2 separate regions of the Homo sapiens genome follow, and region 1 is linked to region 2. Evidence: read pairs that join two places in POLR2A ChIA-PET (ENCODE). Cell type or tissue: MCF 10A. All regions are shown on one strand. Links, peaks and the distances in the headings refer to the core of each region. The heading gives the core; the rest is flanking DNA. Region 1 overlaps TCF7L1 (transcription factor 7 like 1). Region 2 overlaps KCMF1 (potassium channel modulatory factor 1).

Region 1 (5,377 bases), core at 307-5,306, 140 kb after region 2:
TATTTAAAAGTTTAAAAAAAAAAAGGCCCTCCTGTGGCTGAGGTGGTAGGAGGGTTAGTGTGAAAAGATGGGAGAGGGGCTATGGGATGGAGAGGGGTGGGGCAGAACCCTGGAAGGTGACCCCCTGGGAGTGGATGGCTGAAGACATGTGAATGAAGAGAGGAGAAGGGGGGAATAAACTGAATAAGAAAAGTCCCCCAAACAGAGCACCTTCCCACCGAAACAGGAGGGATTACCTTCGGGAAATGATGTGGGCAGACTCTAAGGCATTGCCAAGTTGGAATTACAGAATTCAGGAGTGGTGGCTCACACCTGTAATCCCAGCACTTTGGGGAGGCCAAGGCGGGTGGATTACTTGAGGCCAGGAGTTCGAGACCAGCCTGGTCAACATGGCAAAACCCCATCTCTACTAAAAATACAAAAATTAGCCGGGTGTGGTGGCGCACGCCTGTAATCCCAGCTACTTGGGAGGCTGAGGCAGGAGAATCAGGCTGATAATGAGCCAAGAGAAGAGGAGAAACCAAGTCTGCCAGGAGAAATATGAATTTGGACCTTGGAGAATGAAAATTGTAGGAAAAGTAGGCAGGGTAGATGGGCAGGGAAACCCAAAGCATGGTCAGGGCATCTTCTGAGGATGATGGGGATCCTGCAACTAAGCCAGCCAAACTTGAGTCTAGAATTGTGTGCCCCCAGGTGCCCTTGAGCCCAGGGTAAATAGCTGGTGTGATTACAGCAACCAGCAGTGTGTGCCATATCACAGTAAACACTCCAGGAGTGGGTTCTCACAGAAGAATCAGGAGGAAACCCCTGGCATGAGATTCAGAGCAGAATCCCCCTCAAGTTCTTGGATGGTGGCAGCAGCTGCTGTGGAGTCTCTGTTGCAAGCTTTTAGTTCGCAGGCACACTGGTTCAAGTTTAATCACCACAAAAATACTGCTTTGTGTGAAAATAATACATGAGTAGTCCTTATTGCAAAAGGTTCAAAGCAAACAGAAGGAATACATCAGAGGCCTCTTTCAGCTCCACCCCCCAGTCCCACCCCCGAGGTAACAGGTGTGGACAGTTCGTCTCCCTACAGTCCTTTTTCGCAGCATTTGCCCTATGGCGTAGTGGCTGGGACTGTGGGCTTTGAAGCAAGATCATCTGGGTTCACCAACTACCTCCACTACCTACAAACCTTGTAACCTTGAGCAAGTTACCTACCCTTTTCTCTGCCTACATTTTCTCATCTGTAAAGTCAGGATAATAACAGTCTAGACCTAATAGGGTTGTCATGGAGACTGAATGAGTTGGTAGGTGAAAAGAACCAGCACCTGGCACAGTCAGTGCTCAAGAAATGTTAACGTGCATGGGACGTGGTGGCTTATGCCTGTAATTGCAACACTTTGGGAGGCTGAGGCAAGAGGATCACTGGAGCCCAAAAGGTCAAGGGTGCAGTGAGTTGTGATTGTGCCACTGCACTTCATGCTGGGTGACAGAGCGAGGAGACACTGTCTCAAAAATAAATCAATAAATAAGATCTCATTACATATGAAGACCGATTTTCTTGCTTGCTTGCTTTTTGCTTGCTTTTTTGCTTTCCTTTCTTTTTTTCCTTCTTTCTTTTTTTGAGACAGGGTCTCACTCTGTTGCCCAAGCTAGAGTGCAGTGATGGGATCATGGCTCACTGCAGCCTCAACCTCCCAGGCTCAGGAGATCCTCTCACTGCAGCCTCCCGAGTAGCTGGGACTAGAGGGGCACGCCACCACCCCCGGCCAATTTTTGTATTTTTTGTAGAGATGGGGTCTCGCCATGTTGCCCAGACTGGTCTCATAATCCTGGGCTCAAGCCATCCTCCTGCCTCGGCCTCCCAAAGTGCTGGGATTACAGGTGTGAGCCACCATACCTGGCCCTATTTTCTTTCTTAAAAACCATAAAAAGAGTCCTACTCTGAATATTTTTATCAGTAGCATTCTTAGTTTTGAGCAGTAGGTATCAGCTGACTGAGATCAGAAAAAGGATTTCTTTAAAGGACATTGGGGTGGTTCCCAGTCTTGCTGGGATGGCTGTGGACTCAAACCATGGAGACCAGGCAGCAGCCCAGTCTGCACCCACAATAGTCACAAAACCAGAGTGGTGAGGACACTGTGCTGTTGATGTTGCTGGCATTTCCAGCTTCCAGAGTGGGAGGTGAACCCTGCGTCCTGCCAGGACTCATACGAGAAGCAGGGATTCCTAAACTCGGGACAGGAGTTCAGATGCCAGGGGCAAGTGTATCCCTGAATAGTTTATGATTCATTTGAGCCTTTTGTGCCCACATAAACGATGTCATTCTTCTTCTCTTAAAGACAAACTTCGCTATATTGCTTAGGCTGGACTCAAACTCCTGGGCTCAAGGGATCCTCCCACCTCAACATCCTGAGTAGCTAGGACTATAGGCGCAGGCCACTGCACCCAGCACATGTTATTCTGCACATTTACCTGTGCCAGGTGCTGTGCAGCAGTGATTCTCAGCCCAGCAGCACATTGGAATTACCTGGGGAGCTTGGATGATTTGGAATGTCCAGGCCGGGCCTGGTGGTAGGTCCCAGCCATCAGGACTATTTTTTTTTTTTTTAAGAGACAGGGTCTCACTATGTTGCCCAGGCTGGTATTAAACGTTTGACCCCAAGTGATGCTCCCACCTTGACCTCCTAAAGTGCTGGGATTACAGGTGCAAGCCACCACACCCAGCCCGGACTTTATAAGGTTCCAGGTGATTCCAATGTGTAGTCAAGGTTAATAACCACAGCTTCTAGAGGATAGTGCATTTAATAATCACCTCTATATTGGGTAGGTGATGTTTTTCTGAATTTATACATGGGAAACCAAGCCTGAGAAAGCATTCCTGCCTTGCTTTATGTCACCCAGTAAGTGAGGCATTCCCACTGCCCAACCCCTTCCCCTGACTGCAGTGACTGCTGCTGCTTGCCTGGATGGGGAGGAGGAGCAAGCCTCTTCCTCAGCCCCCGGCACTCCCCAGCCACACCAACCTGCCGCAGGCCATCCAAACTCCACGGTTTCAGGGCCTTGCGTGCAGGTTTCTCTGCCTAGGTTGGTGTTACCTCACTTCTCACTTGGACAGTTTCCACTTACCACCCCCAGCCTAAGTAAGTCCTCCTCTTCTTTTTCCTTTGTGTTACTAAAACAGTATGTGATTGTATATGTATTAATATGTATTAATCCGAGCACTTTGCAGGGCCGAGGAAGGTAGATCACCTGAGGTCAGGAGTTCGAGACCAGCCTGGCCGACACGGTGAAACCCAGTCTGTACTAAAAATACAAAAATTAGCCAGGTGCGGTGGCAAACGCCTGTAATCCCAGCTATTTGGGAGGCTGAGGCAGGAGAATCGCTTGAACCCGGGAGGCAGAGGTTACAGTGCACCACTGCACTCTAGCCTGGGCAACAAGAGCGAAACTCTGTCTCAAAAAATATATATATATTTCGGGAGTGGGGTGGCACAAATAGGCAGAATGTCTGCTAAGGCTCCTTGTGGGACAGTGATGAAAGAAACACCAACAAACACTGATGCGACTAAAGGCTATCCTAGGATCAAAAGGCAGTCTACTAAAAGTCCATTAATTAGCATTTGCTACCACTTATCTGTGGAAATTAAGATTTTTTTTTGGTTCTCTGCAATCAAAACAAAATTCAAAAATAAAATATTAGCTGATGTGGCTGATATAAGACAACTGTCAATCGTCACCCTGCCTTTTAGGATGCAGCAAAACACCTTTGTTCTTCTTACAGATTCATCTGATTTTTGTGTTGGAGATTTGAGATTTTGCTCGTTACTGAAAATGTTTCCTCTGCTGAGAGTTTGAGCAGCCTCCTGGTTGTGCAGAGTGGCCAGGGTTGGGCTCAGCTGGCCAGGTGGCAGGTGCAAAGCAGGGTTCTAGAAGAGAGTCTGCCTGTGGCCTCATAGGGGTAACTTACTTCAGTGAGCAGTGTTGGGTGCCTGAGTGAGGAAGTAGAGGTGGCAGAGGAGGGGTCCAGTGGGCTGTCTGGGCCATGTGAGGCTGTCTGCAGGACTCCTCAGAAAGGTTCAGGACTCACGTTCAGTGCAAGGGAAGACAAAGACCTTTATTGCTACAAAGTTGGGTGGGAGACTGAAGTCCTCAGATGGTCTACAAGCTTGAAAACCAAATCAAGTTGACCAACAACCTTCAGTTACAGTCATGTGGTATTGCTGCGACTTCTGAATTTCCCATTTGGGGTTTTATTAGCTTTTAGTAAAAGGCGACATTGTGAAGAAACCCAGATTAGAATTCAGTTTATAAAACAGCTGAGTGAGAAAGTGGGATAGGGGAGCCAGGGAACTACATAGAAAATCATTGAGCAATTACTCAACACAATTAGAGCCCAAACACCACCATCTCATGTGCACTCCTTGAGCTGGCAAGTAGGGAAGGGGGTGCAGAGCCGGAGCTCAGGGAGAGGTGTCCGTGGCTCCCTCACTTCTGGTCTCAGAGGCCTGGAGTGTCCTCTGTTCTGAGCATTTTCCACAGGCAGGGGCTGGTTTCAGGCCCAGACAGACTCCCAAAGCTAAACAAATGAGCAGCCCTCGCTGGCCATGACTTTGCCATTTAGAAGTGGCTTTGGGGCTCCAGAATGAATGGGGAGCCTAATGCAGACCCAACTGACCAACTTCGGCAGCTTTGGGGAAAGTAATAAAAATGAGCCCAGGGGTTTGAGACAAGCCTGGGCAACAAAGTGAGATCCCGTCTCTACAAAAAATTAGCTGGGTGTGGTGGCACACGCCTGTGGTCCTAGCTACTCTGGAGGCTGTGGCAGGAAGATCGCATGAGCCCAAGAGGTTGAGGCTGCAGTAAGCTGTGTTTGTGACACTACACTCTAGCCTGGGTGACAGAATGAGACCCTTTCTCCAAAATAAAAAGAAAAAAGAAAATGAGACCAGTAGTGATCTAAATAAGTGAGCACTTTGGGATGGCTTCCCAGAGATAAGTAGGTGATGTAAACCTCATCTTCCCAGCCCTGTAAAGAAAAAAGGTTTTTTGTGGGGGTAGGAGGAGGCTCCATTTCATCAAATCTGAAGGTGGACTTGAGAGTTTATAGTTTTCCCAGACTGTGAGGCTCCACCCAGGCTTTCTGTCTCTGCCAGTGCCAAGATGCTGCCTGTCCTACCACCTGTGCTGAGAGGGTGTCCCTAATGTCCATGATGGTTCAGGCTGGAGTAACTAGAAAAAGAACTCAGTTTCCTTCCCAAGGAAGAAACTGTAATTCAGTCCCTGCCCAGCTCACAATGGTGATCTCAGTATGTCTCTTAGCCATTTTGCATTTAAGATTCTCTGTCTATAAAATGGCAATCTGCTGATCTTAAAAAAAATGTGGAAGAGA
Region 2 (5,377 bases), core at 147-5,146:
CAAACCTCAATTTTATCATCAGTATCCCAGAAGTTTTGCCTTTAGAGAGATAATTATTTTGAGGATTAAATGGAATACTGGTATGTGTATGGTCTGGCTCACTATCTGGCCTATAGTAAAGGTCCAATTAATGGTACTCGTTATCAACATTTGTTATGAAACCAAGAAAAACATTTTAAATGGGTAATTTACCTTTGAATTATCTCTGCAAGGTCAGTAACTGTGCCTGGTTATTACCAGATAATGCTGCTTTAATGTAAGAAAACCACAGAGCCACAGATGGAGCTACCTGCTGCCATGTAGCCTTCCCCATAGGGACTGACCAGCAGCAGGTCTATAACATACCAGATCTAAGTCCCTACCTCAAAAAGGAGATCTACTAGCGTGCATTTCTACTGAGAGTTCACAGAACTGTGGGTGGAATGTCTTGCCAGTGCCCTTTGGAAAAGACATCTTCCTACCCACCCTTGCCCTATCCTTTTTTTTTTTAAGACCCAAACTACTCAGCTTGATCTGTAATTTTTTTCTGTGCATTTATTCCACACCCAACTCTCAGAGCATGGTATGAGTGACCTCTGAGTGCTGTCTGTGGATTCTGGTTGTAGCTTCTTGAAATCCCCCTTCTATCATCTGATACTGTACATTCTATGGTACCATGCAGTTTGCAAACCACTTTCCACATCTTTTATTGTATTATATTCATATGATTTATTTAAGGCAATATTTCCCCAGAAATACTCTCTTAACTTCATATATTCAAAGGAATATATGTAATTACTTATGTTCTTCCACCCCCAATTAATAAGGTTGCAGAAAGCAAAGTAAGGAAAATTAAGAGATTATTTACTGTTGGGCTTCTTAGAACTTCAAATATATTAACATGCATTGTGAATTTTCAAGGCAAGGAGAACGGCTGCAGTGTATGCAGGGGAGATCCTGCTCTCTGGTCACACAGCTCTTATGTGATATATATAGGGCCCAAGCCTTATTTTTGGTCTTTTCTTTGACCAGGGGCAGTTCCTATTCATGTTGCCCTGCAACTGATGGTAAGGTCACAGTTTCTTTGAAGTCCAAGATAGTTGACCTTTTAGAAAGTGATTATTGGAGTGTGTAAGTCAGATCGGTCTTTTTTTGAGATAGAATTTCGCTCTTGTTGCCCAAGCTGGAGTGCAATGGCACGATCTCGGCTCACTGCAACCACCGCCTCCCAGGTTTAAGCGATTCTCCTACTTCAGCCTCCCGAGTAGCTGGGATTATAGGCACGCACCCCCACACCTGGCTAATTTTTTGTATTTTTAGTAGAAATGGGGTTTCACCACATTAGCCAGGCTGGTCTCAAACTCCTGACCTCAGGTGATCCGCCCGCCTTGGCCTCCCAAAGTGCTGGGATTACAGTCATGAGCCACCGTGCCTGGCCAGATCTAATCTTTTGACAGTGGGACCAGTTCATTTTGCTAACCCCAACTTGAAGATCCTCACAAGCCTTGCAGTTTCATTTATATCCTAAATGTTATATTTCATCAAGAAATTTGTCTAGTCTCTGTGCAGATGAGCCAGGTTTCCCAGCATAGCCCAGATCTCATAAGTACATGCATCAGGGGAGCAAGTCAGGCAGGTAGACCTTGTGTCTGCCCTGCTACACTGTAGGTCCTTGGTAGAAGAAATGTAGGAGTTTGTATGTATGTGTTTTCTTGCCCTTTCTAGCTTCTGCATATACCAAGAAGAATTAAATAGAGTAATAGAGAAAAGTCAGAGGAAATCTTAGGATATTTTTCAGTTGAATATTCTGTTCACTGCAGATTTTGTTTTTGTGTTTTATTTTCCTCTTTTTATTTACCCCCAGATGAAATTCTGGTTAGATACTTTCCCAAGCATCTAATCTGTAAGAAATCCTGTTTTCCTTAGAAAATTTTCACCTAGCTTTCTCTGGAGTGGAAAAAGTCTAAATGTCTTTTTTTTTCTCATTGAGTCTAATTAAAGCATAGATTTGCACCTCCAGGTAACAGTATTGCAACAAGTGTGGGGAATTCGTCTCAACACAATTAAGGATAAATTACAGCCAAGTATTCCAGCAATGTCTCATTCTGAATTTTGCCACCTGTAAAACTTCACAGTGGAGAGCACTGTAGAAATTGGCCATGCCATTGTTCATTGACTTTTTAACAATAAGGTCTTTTCTTTTTAACTTACACAGGTTGAATGATCCTAAAATGTCTGAAACGGAGCGCCAGTCCATGGAAAGCGAGCGTGCAGACCGCAGCCTGTTTGTCCAAGAGCTCCTTCTGTCCACTTTAGTGCGTGAAGAGAGCTCATCCTCAGATGAGGATGATCGGGGGGAGATGGCAGATTTTGGTGCTATGGGCTGTGTAGATATTATGCCTTTAGATGTTGCTTTAGAAAACCTAAATTTAAAAGAGAGTAATAAAGGAAATGAGCCTCCACCACCTCCTCTTTGATGACATCCCAATTCGCAGACAATGTCCTCTGTGCTGTATTTGCCAATGAAAGTGGACAACAACTATCTTGGGTTTGTTTGGTGATTGTAATTTCAGGTCTGTCACTCTTGTTACATTGTGTACATTCAAAAGGAAGAGAGAAAATATATATGATAATCATTTCCACTTAACTAATTTTTACTTCTAGCAGGTAAATGTAGGTAGCAGTGCAGGGGTGATCTCTGCTTCCTGTACCTTGACATGCAAAAGGCTCTCCTAATACTCCACATTCAAACTGAAGAGGAAAATTGAAATCTCTAATGAAGCTGCTGTGTGTATTTATGAATATTAATGAATAAAAACTGCTTGGATGGTTTACCTTAACTACTGCATGAGGTTTTTTGCAGCGTGCATGAGTTTTAGTGACCTTGTTATTTAAGAAGTTAAATACAAGGAGTAAAACTTAAAAAAAAAATACAAAGCCCAAAGCTTTCCCAAACATTATTCAATGGTTACACGACGAAGTAGCTTTTGAATAATGTCTGCCTGAATCACCTTTCTTTGTGTGCCTCCTACGCACAAAGCCAGCTCTGCAGTGGAATCTGGGGATTATAGCCGGGTGTGGCACTCCGCCCTGTGTGACTGTCCTGTCGCCCTGTTAGTCATCTTGCCTGTGTGGAGCTCAGCCTGTCTCTTTAACTCATCTGTAGAAGACACACCAGTAAAGCTACTGTTGGAATCTGCTGCAGGGGCCTTTGTGTGCCCTAAAAACAAATCCTGTTCATGTTTGTTTAAAGTTTTTACTTTTTGTGGTTGTTTAAAATTTTTTCAATTGTTAAATATGTTTTATTCAGGTGTAGATGAATTTCATTTATTGACTGTTCAACAGAGTTAACCTGAATTATGTTGTCTTTGTTTTTAAAAATCTCACATTCTCAATCATATTTTGCATTATTTATGTATTTGCTTTGTAGTTTGCTGAGACAGATCAGTATCAGGGGAGCTTTGAGGATTTGCCTTCCCAGATTTGTCAGTATATTACAACCAAATTCTTAATGCTAATTTTAGCACCTTTTATTTATTGGGTTTTTTCTGGCATAAAAAGTAAAGCCTTTTAATTGAATCATGCCACCTATATGCCTATATTATTAATCCTATGTGTAAAAAAAATGTACAGCTTTTTTTGGGTTTGTTTTGGGGTTTGGAAGGGCCGGGTTATTTTTTATTTCCTGTTTCAGTTTTTGTGCATAGACTTTCACAATAGCTCCAAGGCAGGGACAGCGGGTTTGGGGGTTGGGAGGGCAGTTTTTGGAATGTAAATTTAGGACTTTTAAAAAGGTGCGCACAGCTTCTGATAAATTTATAACTAGACTTAACCTAATCATGTCTCGTTCCAGTTCTCTTTTCTCTGAGCCCTTTTCAAAGTCTCCTCTCTTTCTCCTGTCATCCTTTTCCTTTCCTGTCCGTGTATCTCCGTTTCTTCAACATGACAAGCATACAGACTTGAACACCCCTCCGGTGTTCTTCCGAGAACTGTGAAGTCCATGTTCATCCAAATGTAACCAAAAAAGAAGTCACCCTACATGTCTGAAAAACTGTTGCTTCTCCTCTGAAACTTCAAACTCCAACGATTTCCAAATACAATAGCTTTGTTTTCTTTAGTTCTGTAATGGATAATGTTTAAAGGAAAACTTTACACCAGGCTTCTGGTTACACTAGAAGTCAAGCCCATTAGGGATTTTCATTTTTTTTCATTTGGTTGTTGAGAAGTTTCAAAAATCAGTTTTCAAGCTGTGGTCTTTCAAACACATCTGCACATAAGTCACACATTTCAATAAAGCATTTTCAAGACTGTTGACCACTTGAATTTCTTTGGTGTTAGTGGATTAACCTAACCATTACTCTGAGATTTTATATCTCTAATCCAGTATTTTTTTTCTTTTTATGCTAAACATGGGAGATCCTGGTTTTGTGTGAATGCATTATTTTGGATGTGAGAAATAAATGCCAATTATATGTACTTTCCCTTTTCTGCACAAATTCTGGGAAAATGTAAAAGCCTTCATTTTTTAACATGGTTTTAGGGAACAACTGTAAGTCCATTCAGAGCAGTTTAATTTAGATGATCACTTTTAACACTGCAGAAGACCTAAGGAGTCATAAGATTCCATCTCATGTAGAATACTGTATATTAATTATTTTTTACCAGATATTTTACAAATACCTCACCTCATCCTGTATGTAATCAATAATGTATTATTTTAGGGTAGAACGACACAGAATATCAATATAAAAATATATTCAAGCCCTTGAAATTCTTGTGTCCTTTTTCTTTAGTTTCTGAATGAAAATCTTATTACTGGATGTACTATTGAATAAAAATTAATTGCAAAGACTTTGATGGAGACAAAATCAAAATATACCACTGTTTATTTTGGCAGCACCTTCAAATTTCTAAGGACCAGATCCTGAATTTTGAGAATTTTTTGTTTCGTTGAGTTTTGAGTGTCTAGGATATAAGTTTATAAATGTTCTACAGTGCTTGTCTTTACTTCCTGTTTAGAAATCATTTAAATCTTTCCCCTCGAGGTGCTCTGGAAGAAGTTTAATTTCAGCTCTGAACAAGTAGAAATAACTGTGCTTCCTTGTATGGCTGCAATCATAAGACAGAATTTCTGTGGTTGGCTACCGTGAAATCTTTGTATTTATATTGCATTGTTTTGTTAAAAAAAAAAAAATCCACAGAAGTAGAACCTAGGTTTGCTACTAACAAAGTAGTGGATTCTTATAATTAGGCTCAGGTAAAGTAAGAGAAAACTTCTCTCCCTGTGGCCCCCAGAGAAATGAAGTAGGATAGCAGATTACACTATTAGAAATAATAGACGTAACAAAAAAAATCCAGCCCATTATCCCCACCCCCCATTTTCCCTCTCAATATTAGA

What was found. ChIA-PET counts read pairs that join two places held together with the same protein. Peaks named below come from ENCODE experiments on the same cell type or tissue, not always from the same donor. Only the 100,000 strongest peaks of a DNase experiment are listed, where the experiment ranks them.
Region 1: POLR2A ChIA-PET joins it to region 2 with 5 read pairs; 2 of 35 experiments call an interaction of 5 or more read pairs at or near these places.

Annotation. Positions count from the first base shown.
Region 1 is chr2:85,193,956-85,199,332 of GRCh38, forward strand. The region is part of intron 3 of TCF7L1 (transcription factor 7 like 1); the gene reads left to right. Among named protein-coding and RNA genes, the nearest start is that of TCF7L1-IT1, 10 kb to the left of the region's middle. In MCF 10A, for the core only: no CTCF peak of the experiment used is centred there; no DNase peak of the experiment used is centred there.
Region 2 is chr2:85,050,954-85,056,330 of GRCh38, forward strand. KCMF1 (potassium channel modulatory factor 1) reads left to right here. Exons shown (of 7, transcript NM_020122.5): 7 at 2,195-5,377. The coding sequence ends at 2,456. Among named protein-coding and RNA genes, the nearest start is that of LINC01964, 14 kb to the right of the region's middle. In MCF 10A, for the core only: no CTCF peak of the experiment used is centred there; a DNase peak (open chromatin) is centred at 3,048.